2 separate regions of the Homo sapiens genome follow, and region 1 is linked to region 2. The links are chromatin contacts, found by Hi-C or POLR2A ChIA-PET in ENCODE. All regions are on one chromosome and are shown on one strand. Each heading gives the region's core, a stretch centred on a gene start or an enhancer-like site at or near the end of the contact. The rest is flanking DNA. Distances are from core to core; before and after follow the strand shown. Region 1 holds the start of ELOVL5 (ELOVL fatty acid elongase 5). Region 2 holds the start of ZNF451 (zinc finger protein 451).

Region 1 (3,467 bases), core at 564-3,063, 3.7 Mb after region 2:
TTTAATGCATAGCTTGACAGTTATATAAGCCTGAACTTAAAGATATTTTGGTCAAATGGGCTTAAAACATTTTATTGATAGGTAAGCACAATTCAAACAAGTGCGGCGTAAAACTTAAGACTTTTGGAATCTCAAGTTAAATTAGAAACTTTTAAAACCTGGAAAGGCAAAACTTAGATGGGATGACAGAGATGAACCCTGGCCTTGGACTACTGGCAGAAGCGTGAAGAATGAAGGAGATATCTCAAAAAAATAGTCTATGCCACCAGCATATGCTTTTCTCATGTCCCTTGATGTCCATAGCAGCATTTACCACTCTGCATTGTAGTTGCTTCCTGACTGTATCATTTTCCAGGCCCAAGAAGTCCTTGAAGGTTTCAAATTTTGAATACCTAACATAGTATCTAGCAAATTGAAGTCATTCAGTGTTTGTGGAGCTCAATGGCAACTGACAATCTCGATTCTTTGTATATGTTTAATTTACTTAATTTGTACATGGTTTGTATACTTGCATTCCTATTGCAATGGCCCACTGCCTGGAACACAGCTGGCACGTGATAAGCATTACATTGTAAATATGTAAAAGAATAAATTTGCCGGCCAGGCTCGGTGACTCACGTCTGTAATCCCAGCACTTTGGCAAGCTGAGGCGAGCGGATTACCTGAGGTCAGGAGTTCGAGACCAGCCTGGCCAACATGGCGAAACCTCATCTCTACTAAAAATACAAAAATTAGTCGGGTGTGGTGGCGCGTGCCTGTAATTCCAGCTACTTGGGAGGCTGAGGCAGGAGAATCGCTTGAACCCGGAAGGTGGAGGTTGCAGTGAGCTGAGATCGCGCCACTGCACTCCAGCCTGGGCAACAGAGCGAGACTCTGTCTCAAAAAAGAAAAAAAAAGAAAAAAAAGAATAAATTTGCCTACATTAAATAGCCGACTGTTAGGTGGATGCACATAGAGGAGTAAGAATACAGCAAGAGGGGCACACGAAGAAAGGCTAAATCTCTGGGGTTTGAATGGGGAAACAGTAGGATACAAAGCTAATGAAGGTCTTTAATTATCCAAATATCAGTGAAAAACAGCAAGGATCTTCCGTTTATGCCCTGAACCCCCTTTGTCTTAAGTGCTTAAATATGCTTAGCTGAAAAGACACTGATTCCATCTTTCCTCATTTAACAATCCTTTAGAATAATTTCTAGAGTAGAAATGGAGTTGATAGTGGCTTCCAAAGAAAAATCAGAATCCCTAAGAAAAATACACGGTAAATCCTTTGCAAGGGAGTTATGGTTACAACAGTTTTGAGTCGTTTTGTTCTTGTTCCTTTATCTTGTTCAACTGCAGACCTTCACTCCGGCGGTCTCCGTGGGCATTTAACCCTTTCAGCTTTAACGATGAAGTGGATCCCCTTCAGCATGACATAACTCATAGAGGAGACCGTAACGAGGGTGGGCTTCTGCCACCCAAATGCGGCCACAGACTCCTGCCACGCCTGGCAGTAAAAAAACCAGAGTTCAGGGCATCGACAACTTCACCGGGGCTATTGCGCAGGCTCTGCGTTCCACGCAGGCTTATTAGGAAGAAAGGGGAAAAAAATTTCCCAGAGACACGTGGAACCGAGGGGCCAACCCCGGCCTAGGCTCTCCACCGCATCGGATTCTGGAATTTACGATCACGAAAGTTCTATTGTCCCGCGATTGGCTCCCGGGCCGCATGACATCATAGCGCTTGATTCATCCTTCGGGTCCCGATTGGCTGGCCGCGCCATTGTGACGTCACGGTCAGCCCACGTTCTGATTGTAGATAGCCGGCGCCTTCCTCTTCCCATCGCGCGGGTCCTAGCCACCGGTGTCTCCTTCTACATCCGCCTCTGCGCCGGCTGCCACCCGCGCTCCCTCCGCCGCCGCCGCCTTGCTGCTGCTCAAAGCTGCTGCCGCCCCTTGGGCTAAAAGGTAAAGCCGTCAGCTCCGGGAAACTTCGTCGGGGGCCGCCGCTCGGCCATGACACCCGCGCGAGCGCGCGGCCGGGAAGCGGTCAGAGAGAACTGCCGTTAGGTCTCGGACCTGGTGCCGAGAAAGAGCTGCCGGGGCAACCCGCGCTCCGCCCGCGGCCTCCAGCTCCGCCGGCTCCGGGGTACAGCCCGGCTCCTCGGGCGCGGGGAAAGGGGTGCGGGTGCGGGCGCGGGCGGCTCGCCCCACGCCGAGGCTGAGGCAGGGCGCTCGGGAGCGTTCTCTGTGCTGCGGTCCCACCTGTGCGCGCTGACAGGCGCCGCGGGGCACGACACCGTGCCCACACCAGACGCGGAGGGATGGATCTGTCCGCCTGGGTCCTCCCGCCCTGCGGGCCGGAGCGCGCGGCGGGAGAGCCGGGGGAGCGCTCTCGGAGGGAGCGCGCTTTCTTTGGAGTCGGCGAAACCCGGGTGAGTTCGAAGAGCCTGTGCGAGGGTCTGCGGGCACCGGGCGCCGCTGGGGGGACTCTCCGGCCTTTCCTTTTTGTCCTGTTCTCTCCGCTTCCGTTAACCCTGCGGACCTTCCGTCCGCCCCTCGGAGGGAAGCCTGCTAGCTCGGGACCGCTTCAGTTTTTATTGAAACCAGACAACGGCAGCCCTTGGTACTCAGGGAGGGATGAGGCTGGTGGGAAAGCGAGAGGGCGGGGACTCGGGGGCGACCGGGGCGGCCCTTTCTGGGAGCCTGATCCCTGGAGAGGCGGGAGCGGTTGGCTGCGAGGGAGGCGCGCGGCGGGGGGGCGGTTGTGCTCTGCGCCGGGGGAGCTAGAGTGTGTGTTGTCTTGCGAGTTGTAAGGAAAAGTGCCTTTTTACTGTTTCCACGCCGGTAAGACTCTCCCACCCCACCACCTCGGGTCGACGGAGCAATGCCTAGAGCAAGAGTTGTTCTTGCTGAACTGCGTCTTGCAACCGTTCCGTGTTCTTGCACTTGGCGGTTCCCCCCGCCCCATCCACAATTGTGAATTAAGCTCCTTGATTGCAAATTTGGAGAATGCATTTGGCCAGTTATGCAAAGTGGCGGAGGTGGCGGGGTCGGGGGCGGGGGGTCTCTTTCGGAAGAATCCAGTGCATGGTTTATTAGCTAGACTGAGGAACCGAGAGGTGCTAGATGGGATTTGTGGGGAGCGAGCAGCCTAATTTGTTTTAAATAGCGGGACCCGTGGCAGGAAGTGCTTCATAGAATTGTACGGAAGAGCTGATGTTGCTTGTCAGGTTTTGTAACTCATTCTCCTAACCGCTTGGCAGATAACCTGTTGGTCTGCACTTGTTTTGCTTGCACGTCTCAGCCAAAAGCATTTCGTGCAGAATCTACAGATAGAAACAGGCGGTTTTGCATTAGATGGCCGTGGACAAACATTTTAGCCTTCCATCTGTGATTGGGGACAAGTGGGTTACTTTTCTGGTAGCTCAGACACTGCCTGGGATTCTCCAGGAAAGCTCTGCACTTGAAAGGGAAATGTTACTCATT
Region 2 (3,301 bases), core at 5-2,504:
AACTACTGTCTCAAAGGGAACAAACTCAGAAAAATAGAGCATGTTCCCAGTGATGTAGGATTCTTCATTATGAGCATCAACTGTACTATGCCGTAACATGATGATCTCAGAGGTTAGAGAAATCTTCAAGCTATTTGCCTTCATGTTAGAAGCACCATAACGCTAAGATTCTGGGCTCTCACAACCCTTCCTGTTTTCTACGTCCTTGCTCATCATTAGCAGCTCCTTCCTCCGTGTCGCCTTTAGAAGTTACTCTTGCTCCATTTCAAAACAGCGTTTTAGACACCAGCGTTTTTATCTTAAGTTTAAATGAAAGGCAGGGGGCGAGATTAAGTGTACAGCACGTTCTTTAGGACGTGCTCTTTGTGATGGCTACGGGGGTGGCTCAGATAGCTCTTTTGGTAAATTTCCCAATCCTGCGCCATGCTCCAGTGTCTAGTATGTATTAGACACTCATGAACATTAAATGACCAGGTGAGGTAACATTACATAATGGCCCACCATAGTCTTTTACTCTGGGAAAACCCCAATCATCATTGCTACTTACACTGACAAACTGAATGTCGTCTTCATTTTCATCCGTTGTTGACTCAGATGCCTCAGGGCCAGCTGGAGGGACAGATTCTATTATCTATAAAAACAAGCCAAAACATGCTTATCTGTTCAGCCACATTCGTGTAGGAAGAGAGCGTTTCCGAAAGGAACAATTAAAGACAGAGAGCTCTTGAGGAAAACGAACTGAGCACAATTTCACGGAAACCCGACTAGGAACGGAACTCGAGCTCTGGCTCTTGCCACAGAGTGTGCGGAGCTGCAGGGACCCAACGCTGAAAACGCGTTAGTTACCAGCCTCTCACAATTCCCCTTATCTACTCCAGGAGGAACGCAAGCTCAACACCGAAGGGCAATCCTGCCTTAAAACGTCGCTCCCACTGGCCCAGCCGCGGCCACAACGAACGCCAGGGCCCGTGCGGGGGGCCGGGCGGCCATTGTTGCTGCGGGTTCCTCGCTCAGACACGCACCAGGCCCCAGAGCTGGGCTCGGCCCAAGACACTGAAGAGGTATCGCCCCGAGGCTGCGACGGAGCACCAGGCCTCAGACCGCAGAAAACACAAACCCTTCGCGGTTCGCCTCTGAGAACGCCAGGACCCTCACTCGACTACTCACCTCCGACCCCGGGTCTCCCATGTCTCCGACGGCCGCGCTGACAGCACCACTGCTCCTGCTGTCCCTGCCGCCGCCGTCGCCACGAATCCCCTTCCCGCCCTGCACCGCCTGGCGCTACCGGGACCCGCCCCTGCGTGAGCGCCGACGCCACCGGCGGAAAGAGACGCAAAACCTCTTCAAAGGAGGAGCGGCCCTTACTGGCCCGCTATGCCCCCGGAGCCGCTTTCTCTCACTCCCGGGCTTCCTTCCCCGCGCCGCGCAGGATGCTGGGAATTGTAGTTCGGGTCCGCCCCGAGACCGCCCCTCGCCGGAGAGGAAAAGAACCATGCGCCTAAAAGACGCCAGCTGCAGTGGGTGGGGCGAAGCCAGGGGCCAGCTGGGTCCTGTGAGATAGCGAAGCACTGGGAAGATGTGGGAGGATGTGAAGGAGGGTTTGAGTTGGTATTTGTTTGGTTTTGGTATGGTTGTGAAGCGCAGCTCATTGATTTTTCTGTTTTAGCCCTGAAGGTGGGTGGTGGGAACGGATTTCTCTTTTTTTCCTTTCATTTTTAAATTTATGTATTTACTCATTTTTGAGGACAGGGGCTATGTGGAGGTTTAGCTGAATCCTAGGATCAGGAAAGAATCTGAAGTATCCTTACATTACACACCTCTTCCCTAGCGTCAGTCTCCCAGGCCCTGCCAGTATTAATACACCTGAGGAAGAAAATAGGGATGGGAAATCCAGGGCCCAATAGGAAAGGGAACCGAGGTCTACCTAACTATCACTAAACCCTAGCCAGTGATTTTGAAATGCACTTTTTCAATATTCTCAGATATACTGAGAGAATATGAGAGATCTATTTATAGACTGCTGTAAGGTTGACCTTTTAACCTTTTGTGTGTTCACACTCATAAACCAGTCTATAAAATAGATCTTTTATATTCAACTATGCATTTAATCTGTTCTCAGGTAATACCTTACCAAAAATTTAAAAAGGTTTTTTAAAAAAACACACCAATCGTTGTCAATAAAGTTTATGAAAAGAATTAAGTGATAACATTATTTTAGGCCAGGCGGGTCCTCACACTCTGGGAGGCCGAGGCGGGCGGTTCACTTAAACCCAGGAATTCGAGACCAGCCTGAGCAATAAGAGGGAACCTCGTCTCTACAAAAAATACAAAAATTAGCTAGGCGTAGTGGTCCTTGCCTGTAGTCCCAGCTACTCAGGAGGTTTAGGTAGGAGAATCGCTTGAGGCCGAGAGATTGAGATCCAGGCTGCAGGGAGCCAAATTCATGCCACTGCACTGCAGCCTGGGTGACAGAGCAAGACACTGTCTCAAAAAAAAAAAAAAAAAAACACAAATTATTTAACATCTCAGATTCCTGTTTTTGTTTGTATGCAAAACTACCATCTGATTGCCTAAGCCTGTAGTAATTATTGTTTAATATTTGACATTTCCTGCATTTCCACCAAGTGCTTTATGACTTTAGTTACTTTCTACCTAGTAAGTTTGAGACTTGTGGAAGCCAATTGAGAATGACAGACGTGCATGGGGAGTTCTTCAAAAGCTGTGTGTAAATTAAATATTTTTAAAACGTTAATGTGTAGGCAAAACTTGTATTTAAAAGCTCTTCCTAGTGGGCTGGTGAAAGTGTCCTCTAATATTTAATCAGTTGAGGCAGGAGTTAATGGGTAAAATTCTTGGAAAACAAGCAGTATGTGGCTAGACCCAAAAACTTCTCACACCATACAACTCAGTAACTGTAGTTGCAGGGATTTTCCTGAAGATACATCACAGGTTTTTTTATAACAGCAAAAACTGGAAAATATCTAAATGTCTAATAATTGGGGAATGTAATGTTTAAATTTTGGTATGTATGCTATAAAGATAACATTACAGTGTTTTATCTCCACTGAAAATGTTTACCTAACATTTCTCAAAGCATATTTTTCAAAAATTCAAGAAATATATAGGATAATTAGAACCATGTTGTATTCGTTCTTGCACTGCTATAAAGAACTACCTGAAACTGCGTAATTTATAAAAGAAAGAGGTTTAATTGGCTCACAGTTCCACAGGCTGTACAGGAAGCATGGCTGGGGAGGCCTTGGGAAACTTAAAATTGTGGCAGAAGGTGAAGAGGAAGGAG

Evidence for each region. A loop is a pair of places that touch in the nucleus more often than their neighbours do. ChIA-PET counts read pairs that join two places held with the same protein, here RNA polymerase II (POLR2A). Pooled maps may share reads with other maps.
Region 1: a loop to region 2 is called in a pooled map, with 9 times the contacts of the local background. The contact joins the promoter of ELOVL5 here to the promoter of ZNF451 in region 2. A Hi-C loop is called at or near these places in 5 of 50 pooled maps. POLR2A ChIA-PET finds 5 or more read pairs at or near these places in 2 of 52 experiments (K562 and WTC11).

Annotation. Positions count from the first base shown.
Region 1 is chr6:53,347,296-53,350,762 of GRCh38, reverse strand. ELOVL5 (ELOVL fatty acid elongase 5) reads left to right here and starts at 1,813. Exons shown (of 8, transcript NM_021814.5): 1 at 1,813-1,946. RefSeq lists a silencer at 1,973-2,412.
Region 2 is chr6:57,088,141-57,091,441 of GRCh38, reverse strand. ZNF451 (zinc finger protein 451) reads right to left here and starts at 1,254. Exons shown (of 15, transcript NM_001031623.3): 1 at 1,168-1,254; 2 at 548-631. The coding sequence starts at 1,188. RefSeq lists a silencer at 1,196-1,265 and enhancers at 686-1,568, 1,436-1,585.